Regions from separate parts of the Mus musculus genome. Here region 2 is linked to region 1. The links are chromatin loops, found by intact Hi-C in ENCODE. Cell type or tissue: left cerebral cortex. All regions are shown on one strand. Each heading gives the region's core, and the rest is flanking DNA. Links, peaks and the distances in the headings are about the cores only. Region 1 holds the start of Zc3h13 (zinc finger CCCH type containing 13). Region 2 overlaps Lcp1 (lymphocyte cytosolic protein 1).

The links. Hi-C counts contacts between places; a loop is a spot of excess contacts. Peaks named below come from ENCODE experiments on the same cell type or tissue, not always from the same donor. Only the 100,000 strongest peaks of a DNase experiment are listed, where the experiment ranks them.
Region 2: a loop joins it to region 1, with 2.7 times the contacts of the local background. A loop is called at or near these places in 3 of 42 quality-filtered maps.

What each region holds. Positions count from the first base shown.
Region 1 is chr14:75,280,689-75,288,996 of GRCm38, reverse strand. Cpb2 (carboxypeptidase B2 (plasma)) reads right to left here. Exons shown (of 11, transcript NM_019775.3): 11 at 5,442-5,766. The coding sequence ends at 5,582. Zc3h13 (zinc finger CCCH type containing 13) reads right to left here and starts at 4,631. Exons shown (of 19, transcript NM_001359875.1): 1 at 4,332-4,631. Gm35679 (a long non-coding RNA gene) reads left to right here and starts at 6,817. Exons shown (of 3, transcript XR_874823.2): 1 at 6,817-8,308. In left cerebral cortex, for the core only: a CTCF peak has its summit at 4,749; DNase peaks (open chromatin) are centred at 4,166, 4,703 and 5,609; H3K4me3 peaks cover 2,357 bases; H3K27ac peaks cover 1,419 bases.
Region 2 is chr14:75,198,943-75,207,280 of GRCm38, reverse strand. Lcp1 (lymphocyte cytosolic protein 1) reads right to left here. Exons shown (of 17, transcript NM_008879.4): 4 at 7,838-8,001; 5 at 6,772-6,901; 6 at 4,513-4,645; 7 at 2,635-2,716; 8 at 997-1,162. Among named protein-coding and RNA genes, the nearest start is that of Cpb2, 39 kb to the left of the region's middle. In left cerebral cortex, for the core only: no CTCF peak of the experiment used is centred there; no DNase peak of the experiment used is centred there.

The DNA.
Region 1 (8,308 bases), core at 309-8,308:
TGATGCTGTTCTTGTTTGTCAACTTGACTATATCTGGAATAAGTAAAACTCAAGGGGCTAGGTACATCAGTGCGAAATTTTCCTTGACTGAGATTTATAAAGTGGGAAGACCTATCTAAATCCAGATGTTTTGAGGTAGGAAGATCTACCTTAAATCTAGACCACACCTTCTTGTGGCAGCTTATATAAAGGACAAAAAGGAAGTGTTTGTTCTTTGCCTGCCATATACTGAAGATCAGCTGAGACCTGCAGCCTTGTGCACTGAACGACCACTTAATTCTTGGACTTTCCATTGGACAGCCACTGTTGGACAAGCTGGACTTCAGCCTAAATACTACCCATCATTCCTCTATAGCAGTAGTTCTTGACTCAGAGATGAGTTGCATATCAGAGAGCCAGCATATCAGATATTTACACTATGATTCATAATGGTAGCAAAATTATAGTTATGAAGTATGAACAAAATAATGTTATGATTGGGTGGCCACTTTATTACAGGGTCACAGCATAGGAAGGCTGAGAAGCACTGCTCTAGTGAATCCTGATTAAACACTATTTATTCCTATAGTTGAAGTACTGATCTTCTGCCATCTCCTTTCTTGGTCTTCTAAGGGACCCCAGTTTGCCTTGCTCTACTATGTCTTTACCGCTGTCATTCCATTTAGACATCACTGCTCTCCTCCCTGACCTGCTGCAGTGCATGGCTTCACAGCTTCTCTCTGATCCTGGATGTCTAGAGCCCACTGGAATGTTACACCAATGAAGGAAGAGCTACAGATCCCAACACATAAGCCACACCAGGCTGGGCTTGTACTTTTACCAGTGACAAGCTACTTCCCATACAAACACTGCTTTTACAGATGGCATGAAGAATGACTCAAGAGTCACCTGCAGGGGCTGCAGAGGTGGCTCAGCAGTGAAAAGCCCTTGTTGCTCTTGTAGAGGACCACTGTTCAACTCCCAGCACCCACATGGTAACTCACAACCATCCATAGCTCCAGTTCCAGGGGATCCAAGACCCTCTTCTGGCCTCCTCAGGCACCAGGCACACATGTGGTGCACATACATACATCCGGACAAAACACTCATATACATAAAACAAAAATAAAATAAGCAATTCTAAAAACAAAAGAGCTCACACCTATAGGGTCATTTCCCAACTACTACTCAGCCTTCCAAACTAAGGGGGAAAGAAATACAATGAAATAAAAGATATATCCTTTTGCCTTAGAATCCTACAGGATTCTGTCCTACAATTACACTGTATTTTGGTAACAGGTCTAGATTAGAGAGAGGACTATAACATGAGGCACAAAAAGTAAAATTAAGAATGAAAGATATCCACCTAGAATGAATCTTCCTGCTTCGGCTTCTTAGATTCTGGATCAATGGTTCTGGAATGAACACCTCTGATCATTTGCTAAGGGTTGGATGAATGCCTCTCCCCCTGCAGAGACTGTCAGTAAAGCCTTGGTCCTCAGCGTGGTGGTAGCAGGAGGTGCTATGGACCTTTTAAGAGGTAAGGCATAACAGGAAATCCTTGCATCATGAGGCAAAGGGATACTTTCAAAGGAGGTTGAAAAACTAATCTGTTCATCTCTACCTCTAAGTCCACTTTGTAGTTGTGCTACACACCAAAGAACCCAAAGCAATGGATCCAACCTTGGACATAAATCTCTATAGCCATAAGTCAAAATAAGCTTTCTTTTCTTCCTATGTATCCTGTATAAAGAATTTCATTACAGTAATACAACTGATTAATATATCGTCAACCTAAGAACTTCTACTAGCAATCCACAATATGATATTATCCTCAACACTAGTAATCACACAGTTACAACTTTGCACGAATAAATGCTTTCTGTTTGCACAGAAGATAGTATAGTTTAAAATCTCATTTGTCAGAAAATAAATATATAATCTGCAATACACCAAAAAAATTCTGTTTCATATATTAAGCCATTTAACTCAAAACCATGTAATCACTGATGTTTTGAAAGCTCAAAAATTCCCATCCTAAATGCTGGGTTCACAAAGAAAGATGAATACTACAAAAGAGTAGAATTTAAATTTGATTAAAAGTCAAAAACCATTAATGAGACAGATATGAGTATTTCAAAGTGGAAGAGAACTATCAGACATAAAGAACCAGAATTGTAGATGCCAATGTCTTTCCAATCAGAGACTGTAAACCAACCACTTATTATTAAACTGACTCTTGCCTGAAGATGTTCCTCCATTTGGTATTCAAATTATTCTTTGGTTAAGGCTATCACCACCTATTTCTTCCATCTTTCTCAAATACAAGAGTTATCAAAACCAAATGACTATGCAGTTGTTTTCCTTTATCTAGTCTCCTCTGGAGTGTAATAAATATTTGGAACTTTCATCATCTCCTTTCAATTAAAAAAAAAAAGGAAGAAAATTCAAATTCAGGGACAATAATACTGAGCCTATTAAGAGAAAATACATCTCAAATATGAGAACTGCTCCCCTTCTTCAGGGAACAATATACTCTGAGTTCCATACCATCAACCTGGCTGAGAAAGGAGCATGGCAGAGGTGGCTCTTCTTGAATAAGTAATTACTTTCAAGGCCTCTTAAATTTTGTTAATAAAAAATATGCTAATTGTGAATTCCCTTATCCTAAATGTTTAAAACCAGGTATATTTTGGATTCAAATCCTGTTAAGCTAAATATATGTGTGTGTGTGTGTATATGTATAAGTAATATATACATATAATACATATATGTATCTTTAAAAAAGACCAAGATTTAAATTCAAAATTTATGCTTAATACAATATAAATTAACACTAATGACTTAATATAATGTATTGATATAAAAGTCATACTGTGCTTTAGTATTCTAAATTTATATTACAGACATTAAACTGAGGTAAGTGTCTCCAGTCTAGACATTAATCAGGCCCAATCCAGATAAGCTTCTGAGATCAGGTGTTCAGGGTGATACGGCCTGCTGAGAACAGAGAATATACTCAGAATAAAGGTTAGTGTTCACTCCAAGTCACCAGTAAACAGAAAGCAAATAAAGAAGCTGTATCCCTGGATTGAACATATCCAGGAAAACAAAAACAAAAACAAAGCAACACAAAACAACAACAAAAAACCCAAAAACCAAAACTACACTGTGTACAAACCTTATTTACATTATTTAAAATTAGCATAAAGTACTTTTATAGGATTTACATTGCACTATGTATTAGAAGTATAGAGATGATTGAAGGCATATAAAACATCGTTTTCCAGAAGGGATTTGAGTTTCTGCACATTTAGGTATCTGAGTCACCCCCTATGTGTTGGTATCAACTACATCCTACCAGATGCTCACACTGAAACTCAAGTTTCAGGGCACAACCGTTTGCACAGAAATTGTGACATTCCTACATCAGCTTGCTAAGTCTCCAGATGAAACTGTCATCTGATATAATCTAACTAAGAAGTTGGAGGTTATTTAAAAATTTATACGTCTGTGTTGCGAAATATTGTTGTTTGGATTCTAAAGCTAGTAATGTTAAGTACTACATAGCAAAACTAAGCATATAGGCAGAGCCGCATAGTGATCTGGACTAACTAAATAAACATATCACAGACTTTTAAACCCTTAAATGCCAAACTTAAAGGTCCAACCTTTTCAAATTATTTTTTTTTGAAATTCACAAACCAGGAGAGACTGTGCACGCCCATAACTGAAAGAGTTCAAATTATCTGAAGACTCCTAATAAAACGAATTAACTTAAGATACTGCCTCTCACAAGCAAGATCCTACCAATATCATCCAAGTATTTTCTTCAACTCTGAATACTTTTCCAGCCACATAAATGTCAACCTGCTTAGCAAGTGATACTGCCAGATATATCTTCTCCTTTCGTTCCAGCTTCCCGTTGCCTGGGAGTATAAAGATAAAACAGTACTCCTACACTCCCAATAGTATTTACTGCAGCCGGGAAATAAGCAAGACCAGGAACAATCAAAAGGACTCTCCTTTCTTCAATAGATCTGGAATACGTGAAGAAGGCAACTCTAAATCCAAGAAACACAACTGCTGCATCCTTTCACCACACACAAATGCGACCACCACACCACGGTATCCGAGTCCGCCTGCTTCCTGACACAGACTGCAGAATCACAACTGGAGCAACAGCCAGATCTAACACCAAGAGCCTCTGCAGAGTCAAGGGTGGGATGCTCAAACAGCGTTCAGAAACACAAGCAGCACAGAACAAGGCGAGCGAGGATGGAGGCCACAGCGCAGGACGCCCACACGAGCCGGGTCCAACGCCTCTTCCCATCCGCTCCCCGAACGCTTACCTCCTCTCCAAGCACCCTTGTAAGCGCAGTCTTCAGGACGTCCCTGACGCCTCAGCTCCGGCTGTCCCCGCGCCCGGCCCCGGGAGGACGACCAAGAGGACGTGCACGCGCGGCTCCCAGGGGCCGGCCCTCCTCAAGCGGGGCGGACGCCGGGAACAGGGAGCAGCGGAGCCGCCCGGATCTTCTCCCAGCTCTGGAGAGCTCCGGACACGAGACGAGAGACGCACAGAAGCCACTGCAGAGCAACGCTAAGACCACAACTCTGCCTGGCCGCTACACTGGCAGCATCTAAAAGCCGACGGAAGTCGCGAGTTTGCCCGACTCCTCCGCAGGCAAGGCAGCTTCCGGCCCCCAGATTAGTCGTCATCGAGTAAGCCCCGCCCCTCTCAGACCACGCCCCCTCGCGTCCGACGCGAGGGCAGTGCGGAGTGTGTTCCTGACGCCTGTTTACTAAGGTCTGGGGACACGGAGTCAGCGTGGGAGGACGGAGATTCTCAGTTGACTGAGATTCTGGTTTTCACCGTTTTCCATCGCATAAAGTGCTACTTTGTTTCGGCAGTAACCACCAGCCTGGTGCGTTTCGAAGCTGCAGATTTTGACAACCGCCCGTCCCCCGCCTGGGCCTGAAGCTGGAGCAGAAATGCACGGATTGCGTTTTCAAGAACAAGAGCAGAGACTGATTAAAATTTTAGGGTGCAAACCCTTGAGGTGCTACAGAGTGCCTTTGCTTTTCCTGCTTGGATCCAATGATCTCCGTAGATTTAGGGTAAAAGTTGCTTAGGAGGAGCTGGAGAGATGGCTCCAGCCGTTAAAAGCGGTTGCAGCTCTTTCAGAGACCAGGTTTGACTCCCATCCCCCACGTGACTGCTGACCACCTTCTGTAACCTTCAGTAACAGCGGTTCCCCATTTTCTTCTGGCCTCTGATGGGGGTCCAGCATAAACCTGGTGCTTAAACTCACACCCTCACGCCCCACCACACACACAGTACATCTTAAAACTGCTTAAGATAGCTGTTCATCATAAATCAAGGGACGGTGGGGTGGGACCAGTAGCTAACCTCTTAGAATAAAAATAATAAAAATAAAAATGTTAAAATACACAGGGGGCCATTTTCACTCTTAAGCTCAAAGTAGTGTGCTTTTTATTCTTCAACAAAACCAAGGAAACTGATTCAACTTAGAAGCTAATGCAACAGTTAAGTGTTGCTGAAATCAATAAAATAAAAATAATGAGAGCGGAGGTTAGGGCATTAAGTGTTCCTGATGACATGCCAAACTATTTTAGAGATGGCGGCCAAAGCTTCTGCACAAGTGGGTTTGATGTATCTCTCAGGCAGCAAGAATCCGTATCTGCCTGTATCTCGGAGCTCAATTGTAAACGAATATTTGATGCCCAAATCATAGATCCAATCGTCAGAACCTCCAGGAGCTAGATCTAAAAGAGACACAAAATATATTTATTTCATAGCAACAAACACTTTATTTCATTGTAGAAACGAAAATAGCTTCCTTCTGGATGTTACCTAAATTTCTTATCTGAAAGTTGTAGTCATCTAAAAGAAACCATGTTAAGAAAGAAAACACATGTTGCCCAGAACTCAACAATAATCTGATTAAGGAGTGATAACTGCCAATAACATTTTAGTACATTTTACAGTGCATGTACTTTCTGTCTTAATTTGTAACATTTCTGGAAGTAATTATTGTAACATTACCAAATGTATCATTATTGTGTTTGAATAGACATTATTTTGAGTCATTTTAAGGGATTGCATTGTAAACTATAGTTGATTCAAATAATTTTGTTGATAAATAACTTAGTTTCTTTAGAATGAGCACCATTGTCCATAAATCAATGTTTCCTACTTCAGTAGCTTTTCTAGAGTTAAAGTTCCTTGACTAAAGTGGTGTACCTTTTACAGTTACCACACTTGTCACCAAGTACTAATCAAAAGAATGGAACCTCTCTCCTCCCAGGAGAGTGTCAGCATACCCAACTGGCAGCTTCTGCACCATGGGCAAGAATCTTGCATCCTGTCAGTTTTCTGGGAAGAAGAAGAAGGAGGAGGAGGAGGAGGAGGAGGAGGAGGAGGAGGAGGAGGAGGAGGAGGAGGAGGAGGAAGAAGAAGAAGAAGAAGAAGAAGAAGAAGAAGAAGAAGAAGAAGAAGACGACGACGATGACGAGGAGGAGGAGGGAGAGGAGGAGGAGGAGGAGGAGGAGGAGGAAGAAGAAGAAGAAGAAGAAGAAGAAGAAGAAGAAGAAGAAGAAGAAGAAGAAGAAGAAGAAAGAAAGAAAGAAAAGAAGAAGCAATTGTCTTTGATTTAGATTTCTTTATCAATGGATTGCATACATTTTTATATTCATTTTTATATTTTTTCTATCAATTTTCTTGATTGCTTTTTTTTTGCTGCGGGTGGGGGGCATTCGAGACAGGGTTTCTCTGTGTAGCCCTGGCTGTCCTGGAACTCACTTTGTAGACCAGGCTGGCCTCAAACTCAGAAATCCGCCTGCCTCTGCCTCCCAAGTGCTGGGATTAAAGGCATGTGCCACCAACCACCCTGCCTAGCCTCTTGATCACTTTTCTACATGGTTAATTTCATATGCTGTTTGTAAGAACTGCATTACTGTCATGAAATCTATGTAAAGTGTGAGGTTTTTCTCACTCAAATTCTTAGCTTATGGCGGGGTTATTTGTGCTTTAATATTTGATCAGTTTGGCATTTATTTTAGTGAAAATGTATTAGTAACTCAATTCAATTTTTATTCTTAGTGGCCTGTGAGATTTTCCAGGGCTGATAATTAAATATGGTTTGAAATGCCTCCTCTATAACATACTAGGTCTCCTTATATATTTGAATATCTTCCTGTGCCTGTTATTCCCGTCCAGTGACCTGCCTCTTCTAGGCTTAGTTCCACACCATCCTAATTATCCTATGTTTATAATATGCTTGAGAGCTCAGTGGGGTCAAATGTCTCTTATTAGCCTTACTTTTAGCATTTTACAAATTCCTCTACCATATGCATGCTTCCAAATAAACTTCAAAATCATGTCAGGATTAATAAAAGTACATCAAATATACAAATCAATTTATGGAATGGTCACTATTGTTTCCCCATCACAAAGCATGTAGGCTTCCTTCAAAATTAGTTAAGTGTCACAGGACTGCATCAACTACACAAAACAATTTAGGAAAAAATTTAATAGTGTTTTCCTAGTACCCAAAACATGTAGACATCTCCTGTTATTTGACTTTAAGTATGTCTTAGGATTTTTTTTTGTAGTTGCCACATATATGTTGTGTGTCTATGTATACACATACATGCATTTAACAACTCAAGTATAGCCTGGGCTGGCCTCATACTCTCCATATAACCCAGAATGTCCCTGAACTCTTAATTCTCCTGCTTCTTGAGTGCTGGGATTATAGATGGTTTATACAGAATTTCTAATATTTTTTAAATATCTATCAATAGTGGATGTATTCAGTCATCCATAGATATTTCTAATAATTATGATCAACAAACACCTAACATTTATAGTTCCAGCTCTTATCCTATGAGTACACACACACACACCCTAGGTGAATTAGTGTGTGGAAATTGCCTATGTTAACAAGGCAGCCATGGGCCAACAACACCAAAGGTATGTGGCCCAATCTGATAGACAGCTCCAGGAAGGACTAAAGATAAAGGAAGAAGGATTGGACTTGCTGCTAATAAAGAATTTGATAATTTACAGGGGTATTGAAACAAAGCAACTGTTGTTATAGCCATGGGTCAATCATATTTGAGACCCTGGGCTTTCCCTATGGTGCCTCAAAATCTTTTTCATGCCTTTATTCAACATCTTTCACTATCATCTGGCAGCTACTTAATAGTTCTTCTCCAAGGAATTCCACTTATGGAGGGGCACCTTGCCAGACCACTTTAGCCTCGTAGCTTCTCTCGGCTACAGTCATTCCCAGCCCTTTTATTT
Region 2 (8,338 bases), core at 57-8,056, 81 kb after region 1:
TGGCCTTGTGCACGTGTGCGCGCGCACACACACACACACACACACACACACACACAATTCTATATCTATATCTATATCTATATCTATATCTATATCTATATCTATATCATCTATATCTATCTATCTATATCTATATCTAGTCAGGGTCTTATTTAATAGCTCAGGTTAGTCTTGAATTAACTCAAAAGTCAAGGCAGGGGTTAAGGCTGTGATTGTCCTGCTTTCCAAGGAGCTGAGACTATAGGTTGACGCCAGCAGGCCTGGCTTCAGTTCAGAATTTCAAAGCTCTATGTGTGATTTTTCTAATATTTTTTTAAAATGTATTTTATATTTAAGGTGTATAATATGTACTATATATCTAAATGTATACTGTATATATTTAAGGTGTATTTGTGTACCGATCACATTGGAACAGTGATGTGATTAATCAAGCATTAAATGTCTCATCAACTTACAGTTGCTTTGTTCTCTTTTCTTTGGGTGTTAAGCGTACCTAGAAATCCACTTTTTGCTAAACTATTGGCATGGGCTATAATAGGATCAACTGTAGCCCTAGGTCTCCAGATTCACCCACCCTGTATAAAGGCAACCTACAGCTTCCTTGATTGTCTAGATAAAATATAGACCAATCTCTCCCAGTCTGGTGCATTTGCCAAAGTATCTGAATGTGATTAGTCTCACAAAATAAAAGTTGTCTTGCTTGCTGTGAAGCCTCTGTAGACAATGTGTGCCAGGAAGCAGCTGCTGGCGATGGGGTTCCAGGCACATGGAGCTATATATTCTAAAGCATTACTGCTAGTCTGTGGGGTCTAAAAGCCTTTGCGTTGTCATCTTAAAAGTCTGGTTTCATGGATAAGGTCTGCTACTTTAATACCAAGGACTCAGTATAACTGAGTGGTTTTCTCAGCTGGAGAATGCCTAATGTCTTCCTCCAGCCACCAATACACACAGCGTTAGAAAGCCGTGCTGATCACAGCCTCTGACACTTTCTCTTACCTTCATTTCTGCTGAGTTCAATGTCAGCAAACAACCCAATCTTGATGACTTGCCACAAAAGTCCCAGGACCAGGTAAGGCTTGCCCTCCTTCAGGTCCTCGGCCCCTATATTAACCACGTGGCACCCAATGGCAGAGGCAGAGTTCAGAGCCAAGTTCAAGTTTTCCTGAGGGAGGGAAAAGTATGCAAGCTTAGTTCCTTCATTTTGCCAGTGCCAAATGATTCCTGATTAGCATCAGCGGTGACATTGTCCTTCTGGAATGGTTACAGACCCAGAGGCAAGATCTGTACTAGTCTTAACCCCCAGGAAAAGCAGTAAAATAATGATGGGAGAAGACCTAATAACCCACGGTACTGAGCTAATGCAATGGCCTACCCAATCAAACCAGTACCCAGTGTGGAAGACCCATTCTGGCGTGAGATTAATGAATCTTATGCTCTTCTATTTTGCACTCTGATGAAGCCTATACACTCAGAGCCTCCATTAGCTGGAGGAAGTCATTGTCCTGTCACAGCCTATGGCTAAGAAGACAACTGTTGATGTAAATTAGGGTCATAAAAAAGAACAACACAATAACCTTTTGATTTGCAAATTTAATGTCATGGAAAGAAATGCCCCCCCCCCCATATAAATCAATCCCCAGAAAAGATGGATGGGTTTTTAACAGAACAAGTTACTGAGTCTCCATGACGATTACCAGAAAGCCTGCATCTGCACACAGGCCTGAGGCTCCAGGATGCTATACTAACCTTGCATCTACTGTAACTTATACACAGCTAGAATCGTTGGAGTGTTCTCAGTCTCTGGGCCTTATTTTTGGTCCCATGAAGGAAGAGGTTAAGTGTCAGAGACGTAGACAAGCTTTGTTGTTTGTGTGATGAATTAATAACAAAACAAACTCCACCAGAAAGCCCTTGCTGACCATTTAAAAAATAGTAAATAAAAATATTGTTTCTATTATAGCCAAGTTTATGAGTAAAAATACCATTAAGAGCATTTCCATGCATTCAATTACTGTTCCCAGCTTGGTTACACGTCTCTTTTAAAAGTACACAGGGTTGCTTGTGTCCAAACAAGAGATAATGTACTATTCATGATTTAAGGTATTAGACATGGTTTCTGAGCTACCGAATTAGAATAATGTTAAAATATTGGAACATAAGATAGAAATGCGGCTGCTTATTTCCTGCTAGTGACTATTTTGGTTAATCAGCAAACGGAGGGCTAGGAGCAGGTTGCATTTATTCCACTCTGGGCTGCGTCAGCAGTGCCATGGAGGCCTCCAGAGCATTTCCTGGGTTTCATCCTCTCCCTTGCCTAGAAAGGCTTTTCTTGTCAGCTAACGCTACACATTTGGCAGTAACTCAAGAAAAAACTGTTAAGAAAAACAATTCATCCAATAGGAATTTGATTCTTAAGTGGCCGAAACAAACCCGGCTACTAACACACACCAGCCTCCTTTCTTGACTGCCACACCAATAAAACCTAAGACACAGATGTGTGCTTCTTTCTCCTGGTTGTAAGACACCATTAGCCAAGGCCTAGGTGTGGGGAATGAAGAATGAGCTGACACTGCTATGATGATGTTCATTCACACCGGGCCAGCGCCACCCTTGGGGAGCTGTGGGGAGACCCACCTGAATGGTGAATGGTGTGAGCTTTTTCTTGTTGATCGTTCTCTCGTCAATCGTGTCTGGCACAGACAGGTTGATCATTTTACTAAAAGAGAAGGAATCAAATGAAAGAAAGCAGCCCTCTGAGGAACAGAACTCCATGAGGTTGGATTTAAATTCGAGCAGGACCCTGACTGAACATGCCAGCAACACATTTTTCATACATGGTGTATGAGAGTTATACCACTGTGGTTAGATTCACCCACAGTGTTCATGAGGCTATCACAATGCACTGTGGTAAGAAGGGAGGTCCTGCTTGCTTCGCTTACCTAAGCTGTAAAAGTGCACTGGTTCCCTTAGAAAAATGGCTATCAACCTTCCTAATGCTACCGACCCTTCAGTACAATTCCTCATGTGGTGGTGACCCCCAACCATAAAATCATTTCATTGCTACTTCATAACTATAATTTTCCTATGTTTATGGATCATAATGTAAATAGCTGATATGTGACCCCCAAAGGTCATGGACCACAGGTTGAGAATCACTCCCTTAAAACATCATTGAATTCTCAGTGGGTGATTAAAACAGATGCCCTCCCCTCCCGACTTTCTCAGCCTTATACATGTCCCCATGATATGCAAGAAATTGTCCTTTTCTGGGGTTATAGGTCTACATTTTCTATTTGAAACCTGATCAATACCTTTAACTAAACATATAATGGCTCATCCTAACATTCTGCAGTCATTTGATCAATGTTCGATGAGTTTTCCTCACTTAAGTATCTAGTACAGTGATCAGACATCTAGAACAAGCAATTGCTGTTTATGAAAAACTGATGTTGTCCAAGGTATTCTTTGTTTAACCCTCAACAGGGCATAAAAAAATTTCCATTAGTAACCTCTATTATATTTTTTTTTTAAATGAGCATAGAAAACAAATCTCCAAAAGGCAGCCAGCCGTGGTGGTTTAGGACATAATCTTAGCTACTCAGGAGGCTGAAGCAGGAGGATCACAAGTCCAAGATCTGTCTGGGCGAGAGAAGAGGTTCAAGGCCAACCCAACCACCTTATTGAGACCCTCAACATTGTAAATGAATAAAATGGAGGCCGGAATGTGGCTCAGTGGGTGGGAGAGTCTGAGTTTGTCATGCTAGGGCAAAAAGGTACAAAAGGAACAAAACCAAAAACATTTAAACAATTTTACTTATTGTTGTGTGTGTGTGAGAGAGAGTAGCATGTGTCACTGTGCATGTGTGGAAGTCAGAGAACAACTTGCAAGGGCCAGTTCTCTCCTCCTGAGGTTGAATTCAGGTCCTCAGGCCTGCTGTAAGGTACCTTGACCCACTGACCGATCTTACCATGCCCCAGAAAGCAAATCAAAAAAGAACACTGGAAAATGTGAGTAACCATTTCCTTTTAGTGAGAAATCAGTTTTCAATCAACTATCTTTTTCAGTTACATTTGAACATGTATTCTCATAACATTGCTGTATGTGCATATGTGTGTCTCTACGTGAACATCCATATATATTTAAAATTAACTTCTAGGGCTCTGTCTCCTTTCGCCAATCTATCTGCCATCTGGGTAGGTCACACTCAGAAGCAGCAGAGTGGCTCGTCCCTCCCCCCCCCACGCCCCCAGATTACGTGCTGTGTCTCCATTTACAAAGCTTATCTTTACTTTGTATCTCTTCTCTCCACTGAAACAACAGTAGTTTTATGGATTTCACTACAATTAGCTTCTGAGGTTAGTTTACTCCCCTGTACCCTATCAAGTGGATTCCGTTAAGGCAACTCTACTCATGTGTGAGTCACAAAAGAAGTGGCCTATGGCAAATACACTTAGCTGCTGCTACACCAAAAAGGGGGATTCTATGGAAATCAAGGGAGAGTCTTCATTTACCAAAGAACTATGCCATCGCCTACAGCATTGAAGAGATCGTCGGTGTTGGGGTTCATGGGGATGACATGCCGGCAGTCGGGGTCATTCTCCAGGGCTTTGTTTATCCAGTTGACAAAGGCATACTTTTCTTCCTCTATAGATAAAGAATGTAAATGTCTTACACACAGGATGAAAACCAGACAAAGACATTCTCCACATGGACCCCACATTCTCATGCCCAAGAGAGACACTGCCAGGCCAACATCTTATCATCCTGTATTTACTGCTTTTGAAAATCAGAGGTCCTTTAAGAACCAGGCACTGGATCTAGTTATAAAGATGCAATTAAAGATTTAGGACAACATTTTAAAAATGCACATGTTATATTTGAATGATGATAAATAATATGTATTTCTGTGGGTATAAGTATAAATGTGATTTGGTATTTACAGGCTTAAACTCAGGATCCTGCCTGTGTTGCCTGCTGATTTAGATGCTGTTTGTCAGGGATAATCACTGGGGTATCGCTGGGCTTTTTATGGTTAGAATGAGACCGCTAGGAAGTGAAATCACCTGGGATAGATTCTTCCTTCCTACAAGCAAAGCTGCAAGGAGTTGATCTCACAGGTCTTAGTAAAACCTGAAGCTCTCTGCCTTCTCCCCAGCACCATGTTTTGTAAATTGCCTGTCACTGAAAACAAGTGTCTCTCGGAGGAATTCTGAGCTGTCGAAGGTGGAAGGCTGCATAGTGAATCCCTGTTCTGCAGATTCATGATGCACTTTCACACGGTCAAAGCTTGGACAAGTCTTAGACTTAAAGATACAAAGCTAGATGCGATTGGGTACATTCAGAACCCTGCAAGCTAAAACTGGCCAGATAAGCTAAGCCCACGGGTGCAATAATGGCACAGATTGTTATGGGGCAACCAACTACCTTTTAAAAATTGGGTCTAAGATCCACTTTATGAGGTAGGACCCATACCTGGTAGTGTTAAAGGAGCCAAGAACCTGTGGCTGGTTAGGCCACAGGCCCTAGGAGAGAACGCAGTATTCTGCTAAATGGGCATAGTATGAAACCAATTCTCATGACATATTGCTACAATTTTAGATCAGAGCACCTCTCAATCCGTATAGGAGGAGCTTCCAGTAAATGGCAAGTAACACAGAGATCCCTAACTGATCAACCTGCAGAGAACATGAGACCGTGGAATGCTGGGCCCTAAATGGGACATACATGCCACACCCCTACCCTCAAGGCTCAGGTTCTCAGAAGAGGGAGTGGAAAAATTCTAAGAGCCAGAGGTGGTTGCCGACATCAAGGAAACAGTGTTTACCAGACACAACTGTTGCACCTATGAATACAGTGATTGTGACAGCATGCAGAAGACCTAAGCAAGCTGGAGGCAGATAAAATCCCAGCATAGAAGTGGGAAGGTGTGCATGAAACCCCACCACTGCCTGAAGAGGAGGTGAGTCCATTCTCTCTAAGGTGACAATCACACACATCCCCATGACCCATTCCCAAGACAACGTGGGAGAAAGAAAAAGAAGAAGAAATCTCAAAAGAGAGTGGGAAGGGATGGAGGAGAGGAACATAACCATTGTTATGGGAGGAGCTGGAGGAGGAGTATATATGTTTAAAATACCTTGTATAAATGTCTCAAAGAATGAATAAACAGAATATATTTTGAATAAGAAAGGCTAAACTTTGTCTTAGCAACTGCAAACAGTGCCTATCCACAAACTTATCTTTGACATTGAATCATCCTTTAAAAAAACTGAACTTTAAGACGAGTTAAGCAACCACAGCATTCGGACTATTAGAAGCGTCCATTAAGGCTGCTCCGTGTTAGCCTTTGGAATAAATATAAAACTCCTTTTTTCAATCAATATTTTTTGACCACTCAGCGTTAAGAATAATCATGATATTGAAGATGAAGACTCTAAAAGGGCCAATTTTGCCCATAAAGTTTTTAAAGGAGATTTGGCAGCGTTTAAAGCAAATTTTAAATGCAAATGAGGTCACTCCGTACAGGAAGCTCCCTGGGGCTCAGGCAGTTCCTGGGTCCTGTGCCTGGAACTGGTCCACTCCTACAGGGGAAGATGGGTCTCCATCCAGGTGGGTGTGCTTGCTTCTTTGCTTTTAGCCCTTTGGTTTGCATAGCAAATATCGACTCTACAACCCCAGACAGCTGGGTCCTTCCTCCTCACTGTATCCTTTGCCAGTCTTCTCTCAACTCACACATTCTTCCTCTGCCCCCGCCCATCAGCACAGCTTACCTGAGTAAGAGTGCTGGGTACCAACGCTGGACTGCTCAGAGGTGCCGCCAATCGCACAGATCCCTTCCTTCTTGTTGATAGCTTTTCGGAAGGTTTTGGCAACCTCGGTGCTTTTTAAGCCATGGAAGACCTGTTAAAAACATGTTTGGTTCATTTGGTTTTGATTTTGATTTTTTTGTTTGTTTGTTTGTTTGTTTGACCAACTCTTTGTTACACAGTTTATGCTGGCCTGGTGCTTACTATGTATCCCAGGCTGGCCTTGAACTCAAAAAAAATCCTCTTGCCGGGCAGTGGTGGCGCATGCCTTTAATCCTAGCACTTGGGAGGCAGAGACAGGTGGATTTCTGAGTTCGAGGCCAGCCTGGTCTACAAAGTGAGTTCCAGGACAGCCAGGGCTATACAGAGAAACCCTGTCTCGAAAAACCAACCAACCAAACAAACAAACAAACAAAACCCCAAATCCTCTTGCCTTAGGTTCCCAAGGGCAGGGATTAAGGAGGTGGGCACTGTGGTGGTTTGAATATGTGTGGCCCCATAGATTTATGTGTTTGAATGCTTGTCCCATAGGGAGTGGCACTATTAGGATGTGTGGCCTTGGAGTAGGTGTGGTCTTGTTGGAGAAAGTGGTCACTGTAGGGGTTGGCTTTGAGGTCTCCTGTGCTCAAGCTATGCCTAGTGTGACACACAGTCTCCTTTTCCTGCCTTTAGGACAGGATGCAGAACTCTCAGCTCCTTCTACAGCACCATGCCTGCCTGGATGCTGCCATGCTTCCCACAAAGATTATAATGGTCTGAACCTCTGAAACTGTAAGCCAGCCTCAATTAAATGCTTTCCTTTGTAAGGGTGGCTGTGGTCAGCGTGTCTTTTTACAGCAATAACACCCTAACCTAGACACACACCCAGGTAGATTAAGACATTTTTAGAAACTCAAGCTGTAGTCAAGGAAACCACAAAGGTAAGAACTGTACCAACGAGCCAGGAAGGGACGGATCGCCTCTCTGGATGTTTGTTGACACTGAGTTCAAGTTTCAAGTGCATGGCCTTGAATTCAGTATCATTGCTCACCTTGATAAACTCATCAAAGCTGATCTTTCCATCTTGGTCCAGATCACCTGTGGCCATCAGGTTTTCTGTGATTTCTCTCACTCGGTACCCAGGCAGAGGCAGGCAGGCGGCCTTGAACAAGTCATTTAGCTCATTGCAGCTGATGTATCCGTTGCCATCGGTATCTGTGACACAAAGGATAGAGTGAAGCTCTAAGGTAACTCGGGTGCAGTCTTTAGAAAGGCAAAGGGATACTAGAGGATGGGTGGAGCTGGAGAAAGATGACCAGGCATGGGTCTGACCCAGATAGAGGCAGAAACCTGCCAGGAGGCCTATTGCTCTTGGATCTAGACAGTCACATCACTTCCAACACCCACAGTAAAAGACTAATTCTAATTAAGATCTTGAAATTAAGGGGATACTAACAGGATATTTAGGAACGTGTGCAGGCATGTATGTGTGCATCTTCCTGCATGTGTGTGTGTCCACACATGTGTTTGTGTGTGTGTGTCTGTGTTGTGT